2 separate regions of the Homo sapiens genome follow, and region 2 is linked to region 1. Evidence: chromatin loops called from intact Hi-C (ENCODE). Cell type or tissue: body of pancreas. All regions are shown on one strand. Links, peaks and the distances in the headings refer to the core of each region. The heading gives the core; the rest is flanking DNA.

The links. Hi-C counts contacts between places; a loop is a spot of excess contacts. Peaks named below come from ENCODE experiments on the same cell type or tissue, not always from the same donor. Only the 100,000 strongest peaks of a DNase experiment are listed, where the experiment ranks them.
Region 2: it touches region 1 in a loop (2.7-fold over the local background); 109 of 110 quality-filtered maps call a loop at or near these places.

What each region holds. Positions count from the first base shown.
Region 1 is chr12:1,803,395-1,806,299 of GRCh38, forward strand. The region is part of intron 29 of CACNA2D4 (calcium voltage-gated channel auxiliary subunit alpha2delta 4); the gene reads right to left. LOC105369602 (a long non-coding RNA gene) reads left to right here. Exons shown (of 4, transcript XR_931549.3): 2 at 2,309-2,517; 3 at 2,897-2,905. Among named protein-coding and RNA genes, the nearest start is that of LRTM2, 16 kb to the right of the region's middle. RefSeq lists enhancers at 1,099-2,021, 1,149-1,443 and a silencer at 1,182-1,341. In body of pancreas, for the core only: no CTCF peak of the experiment used is centred there; a DNase peak (open chromatin) is centred at 1,277.
Region 2 is chr12:1,934,147-1,937,051 of GRCh38, forward strand. LINC00940 (long intergenic non-protein coding RNA 940) reads right to left here and starts at 2,430. Exons shown (of 2, transcript NR_036546.1): 1 at 2,308-2,430. In body of pancreas, for the core only: no CTCF peak of the experiment used is centred there; DNase peaks (open chromatin) are centred at 1,695 and 2,435; H3K27ac peaks cover 1,559 bases.

The DNA.
Region 1 (2,905 bases), core at 88-2,587:
ATCAGCCAATATGGGGCCACAGGTCCCCAGATGCGCCCACACCAGGAATCTGGGATGGAGTCAGGAAGTATTACTTTCCAAATTGGACTTAAATAACAAAACATAGTCCTTACATCCTACAGTATTTCCTGTGTAAGTGGAAATGGCTGACTTATAAAATTAAAACGTAAGGATGCAACCCACTAAAAATGCATGGCAAATTGTAATCTAAAAATGGAGGGTCAATTACAAAAGTAAGCAGCAGGAAAACAGATTCAGACAAAGGTGCTCACACTTGTCTGTCTACACTCTGCTAGTTCTTTACCTGGAATGGCCTGACCACCAAAAACTATTTCATAATACCTTTTATTCATAAGGCACTCACCAGGTGAGTCTGATGCAAAGATGAATGAAATGGACACGAATCAAGAGCTTCAGACTAGTTTGCATGGACAGGCAGGGAACACACAAACTCTCAGACATGGCTGGCTGAAAACCGGCACCTCCTACGGTGGTGGAAAGGAGTGGCAACCTAAAGCCCTGGCAGGCTGCATGAAAGAAGGCAGTGGACATGGCAGCGGGACAGCAGGGAGGGTCAAGGGCATTCCAGGGACACAACAGCACATGGGAATGTGAAAGACATTGAAATCCTGCCTGTTCTTCACGGCGCAGCCCTGAAGCTCTCCCTGGTGCCTCCAGCTGGAGTAAACTCTCTCAGCTGGGGCTCGCTTTTTGCTATTCTAGTTACTGTGTGTGTGTGTGTGTGTGTGTGTGTGTGTGTGTGTGTGTGTCCCCTCCGTCACCCCCTCACCTGACAGCAGGATTCTAGGGGACAGAAATCCACTTCTGTCCCACAGCACCACACCATGTCCTGTTCACAGTTATTATTCCATGCATATTTGCTGAAGGAATGTGTGAGGGAATGAATGACCCGAGTCTTCTGCTCCCTGGGAAAGTGCAGCGGGGTGCAGACAAGGCTTCTGACGAGGCTGGTCTTAATTCCTACAAACCTGTCCCATTCTCCTTCCTAATTCTAGGCTTATTCACCAACAACCCTGTGGTTTAGACCCTGGATTCTGAGAAGAGAGGTCCCTGAGAGCAAGGATGTGTATCCTGGACACTAGAAAAATGTATCCCCCTCCATAAATTACTAGCTTGATTTTTCTAGGATTTGTCACTCTGGCAGAAAATATCCATTCTCCCCGTCTTCTTTAGTTAGGCAGCCTGACTTTAATTATGGCAGCCATGTGCTCAGCGAAAAGACTACATTTCCCAGTAGCCCTTGCGGCAGGGACTGGCCAATGGAATGTGAGCAGAGCCGCTGGGAGGGACTTCCGGGAAGCGGGCCCAAGGCCTCCTGCCTCTTCCCCATCCTCGCTCTTGCGCTCTGGGAAGTGGACTCGAAGGCAGGAGCCCCTCCAGCTATGCTGGGATCGTGCGGATGGGGACAGGCTGGGCCCAGGCTGCCTTCATCCATTCTTTTATGAGAGAATAAACCTTTAGTTGTTTAAGCCACTTCTCTTCTGGCAGCAGAACACAATTCCTGGCTGATAGTTTCTTTTGAACTTTGTCAGGGCAAATCCCCGACTCAAATACAGTCCCTGAACCTGCAAAGCGAAGGTCCAAACGTCGACGTGGGATGCCTTGTCGATTTAGGAGCCCCAGACCGCCCGTGGAGTGGCACCCAAAGCATAGCACGATGCAGGGGCCTGACCACCCCAGCCCCCCTTTCATGGGGGACAATTCACAAATAAGCAGTGGCCCGTGGGCTGCCTGAACTCTGGGGCTGGGTCAAAAGAGTCGAGGACCCCCCCTGCCTGGCCTTCGAGTCTGGAGGGAGGCCAGGAGGAGGAGGTCCTGTGAGCACCACCCAGAAGCCTGCGGGGGAAGCAGATGGGGGCAGAGGCAGGCGACCAAGTGATGAGAGGTTGGGTAGTCCCTCCCAGGCCTGGACTAATTTGCAGGGCTGTGGGAGGCTGTGCCCAGAGAGAAGGGGTGCTCTTGACTCTGATGACAGATGGAGTAAATGTCCCATGGCCTCCTTACCTGGGGACAGCCTCCGTTTCTTCTCTAAAGATGGGAGCTCATCCTCCTAAGGGGTGTGGACACTCAAGTCCCTGTGTCTGGCTCGGGTCGGGATCAGTTTCCTTTTGTCTGCTCCTGGCTTGTGCAGCCTCACCTGCCCCTCCGTCCTCCAGGCTGCAGTCTCTTAAGGAGTGTTTTGGACACTCAGGGGTGCCTGGGAGGTACGTGGAGGAGCGGGGTGGGGGTGGGGCAGCACTGCACTCCCCAGAAAGCCACCTGAAGAGCCTGCCTCTGACCACGACAGGATTAATTCTATTCCTGGAGGGCCCAGTGGAGCAGGGCCATTTGGGACGCCAGGAAGGTAGAAGGAGCACCGCTGCCAGGGCATGTGGTGTCCCGGAAGATGGCCAAGGCAGGCTGCCCAGAGTGGAAAGGATGGCAACACGTGCCAGGCTGGGATAGTGACTTGAAGATGAGGAGCCTGGGCTGGGCGGGCCGCAGGCGGCAGGGAAGGTGAGAGGGATTCAGAGAAACAGGAGCCGAGGCCCAGAAAGGCATGCCTGATGCCCCCTGACGACAGAGAGGGATGCCCTGCTCTGAGGGCCTGCCTGGTCCGGCTCACTGGGCTGGGGTGTGGAGGGAGCAGGGTGCTGTGCTCTGAGAGATCCAGGTCCCTCAGGGAAAGGTGCTGGGATGGGGCCTCGGATTTTCTAGGCTGCAGTTGCTGCCCCTTGAAGATCCACTTTGAAGCTTCCATGGGTGGGTGCCGCCCAGAAGCAAATGACAGGAATCGGAGTCCCCAGATTCAGGGTGACAGATCCACTATAAATATTACAAAGCTCCACAAAGCCACTGTCATTGCCTGTCCCCAGCTGTCTGCTTCTCTTTCTAGGCCCCACAT
Region 2 (2,905 bases), core at 204-2,703, 130 kb after region 1:
TACATCTGGTAGAGACTCTTTGTCTGACAGGGGAACCTGCCCTGTGTTTGCACGGCCTGGCTTTAGCACCCAGGGCGAAGAAATGATGGAGCTGGCCCACTCAGCCTCCTGACTCTAAGGGAGCTGTCGCCTGCCATCTGACTCTTTTAGGCTTATCTAAGGGATCCCTGTGGCTGGAATTTTGGCAGGGGCCTACCTGGCGATATGTATGGGGATCATTTGTCTGCATTTGCCCAGGACAGTCTATGTTTCTGCCTTTTGTCTGTGTGATGAGTTCACATCCAGAAGTATCCTAGTTTGGATGAGGAATTACGTGGTCACCCCATTGATGGACAACTGGGTGACACTTAAGAAGAAAGAGGACTTGAACCTCCAGAATCTTTGACTTTTAGAACTTTTTGGACATCTGTTCTCTGCAAAATCCCTCCAAAATGTTCTGCAGCCTTCAGCTGAAGTCATGAACAAGAAATTATTCCTCATTTGCTCACGTTAGAGTGGGGTGTGATGGGGAAGTGAGTGACCCCAGTATCTGAGGAGGTTCCCTGAGACCCCAAAGCCGGGGTGGCCCCCATCGGACTAACATTTTCTAAGTGCTCTCCCACAGGCACCCACATCACCATGCAGCTCACGGGCGTACTGAGTCTCATCTGCACGGAGCCCCTCACGTGTGAGGCATCATTTTATTATTTTTTATTATTGGCATTATCAATTTCCTTATCTCATAAAGAGAGGAACAGACTCCCGAGGGGGAGACGGCCACATCCTGCTCTGTGAGTGGCCATACAGAAGCTAGAGCCCAGGTCCCTGGGCCCCGCCTCCCCTCCGCAGGACACTGCCTCTATGCACCTGGTCACAGTCAGACAGGGCAGGGTGCCCTGCTGGCAGCCAGGCCCGGGCAGTGGGGAGCAGAGGGCAGAATCCCTCACGGAGTCTCTGGTCTCTGGAAGGGCTGGACGGTGCTTTGCCAGCCGCATCTCTCGCCAGTCTGTCTTTCGAGTTCCAGAACACCGAATAGCTTGTATTCTACCCACTTCCCACCCAATCACACACACACAACCCCATACACACACGCACACATGTACACAGACACTATTGCTGCTTCTTGCCTTCCTGTCCTGGCTCATGCCATCTCTTTTGCCTTAAACTCCTGCTGCCCCCTTATTTTGTCAACTCTTACCCACCCTTTGAGAACCAGGAGAGGCATCACCTCTTCCTGGAAGCCTTCCCTGGCCTCCCATTTGCACGTTAAGTGATGGCCCTCACAACGTCATCTACAGTAACTCTCCTTCCCACTGGTCTGTGAGATCCTCGGGGCCTGGGCAGGGTCTTACTCATCCCTGTGTCTCCAGCGTGGCATCCGATGGGTGGCGGCCATCCACACACAGGCTGGGCGCTGCACCGCCGGGCAGAGCTCCTTGTCCTTTCAGGACCCGTTATCTCAAGATTTCCTATCAAGCCACAGTTTCCCAGCCTCTGTGCATGCTGGGAAACCTCTGTCTATGCAGGAGGGAATAAAATCTAAGGAACAAGTGACCCTGGAGAAGTGCTATGGGCAGAAAATATAACAACACCAAAAATAATTTTGGACCGACTTATGACGGAGCCGTAAGTGGCGATAAGAAAAGCTGGGACACACCTGACCCGTGAGGCTGATGGGGGAAGGGCCAGTTTTGCCTGGCACATCCCACAGGGCTGCCATCCAACGTAGAAAACGCCAGTGTGGAGCATGCGCGGCTCTGGCCCAAAGCAACCATTGCAAGGTTCCTACGACTGACACCACAGAAAATCCTTTCCCCTTGATACTTATCTGGGTGGCGAAAGAGACAGGAGGTGGTGGGACTAGAACCCAGAGCTTTCTGAGTGCAGTATTCTCTACACCACATCACACAGGATGAGGGGCTCCTGACAGCCTAGATCTTGGGACTGCCGCCTTGGTCTTTTGAGCCCCTTCAATTGTGTAGGTACCAGGTGTGCCTGACAGGTGGAGGGAGGAGCTGGGGCACTCACAGAACTGTGTGTGTGCACGGCTGGGTGGGCTGCAGCTCCCGTCCTGGGCCAGGAGAACGTCGTCTTGGAGACGGGGCCCTGCTTGTCCCCCAGCATCTCTAATGCTGAGAACTCCCACCCGTCCCTCACATGTCTGTTTCAGTGTCTGCCGACCTCAGCAGGACGCTTTACCTTGGCTTCTCCCTAGACATTTGGCGCCTTTCATCTTGGCCCTCAGACTTTTAGAGAAATTCTTAGACTTTGGCTTATGACTGTCTGCTCTCCCACCCTTTCTCTTGCCCACTTAGTACATATTTTTACCTCCTTCCTGCCGTGCCCTTAGTTAACTTGTCCGAGGCTTGGATTTCTTTCTTCTGCCTCCCTCAGAAGCCTGGGCTGCACAGCTTGGGCTGCTAGCTGGCGCGGGGCCACGCGCCTGTCTGTACTGCCCAGCCGCCGGGAGTGCCAGTCACCCAGTGCTCTGCTCTCCTCCCCCCCAACAGTCTGCACACGCAGTTTTTATTTGTGTACTTTTCTCAAGGCTCTAAGCTGTTGGCAGGCATTACTCATGACTCAATTTAGTGAACATCTATCTAGATACCCAAGGTTGAGTTAAATATACCAAGTATTTGTAACCACCTCCCTCACTCCTCTAATTGTAAGAGGGAGTGGGGTGCAGAGCATCTGAGATCTGAAAGCCAAGTGTTCAGCAAAATGCTGGGCAGGCTCCCCAGCCTGCGCGGCCACGCACCTTTACACCACGCCGCGCTGCCCCAGCCTGCGTGCTGCAAACGACGCATTTGACCTCCAAGATGACTCCACGTTCCAAAGCCTGCAAGGCAGGCTGATTTCTTGGAGAAGGGAGGAGGCGGCACATGTCTGAATAGAGCAGGCCCTGTTAGAAAACAGAAGGCTTCAT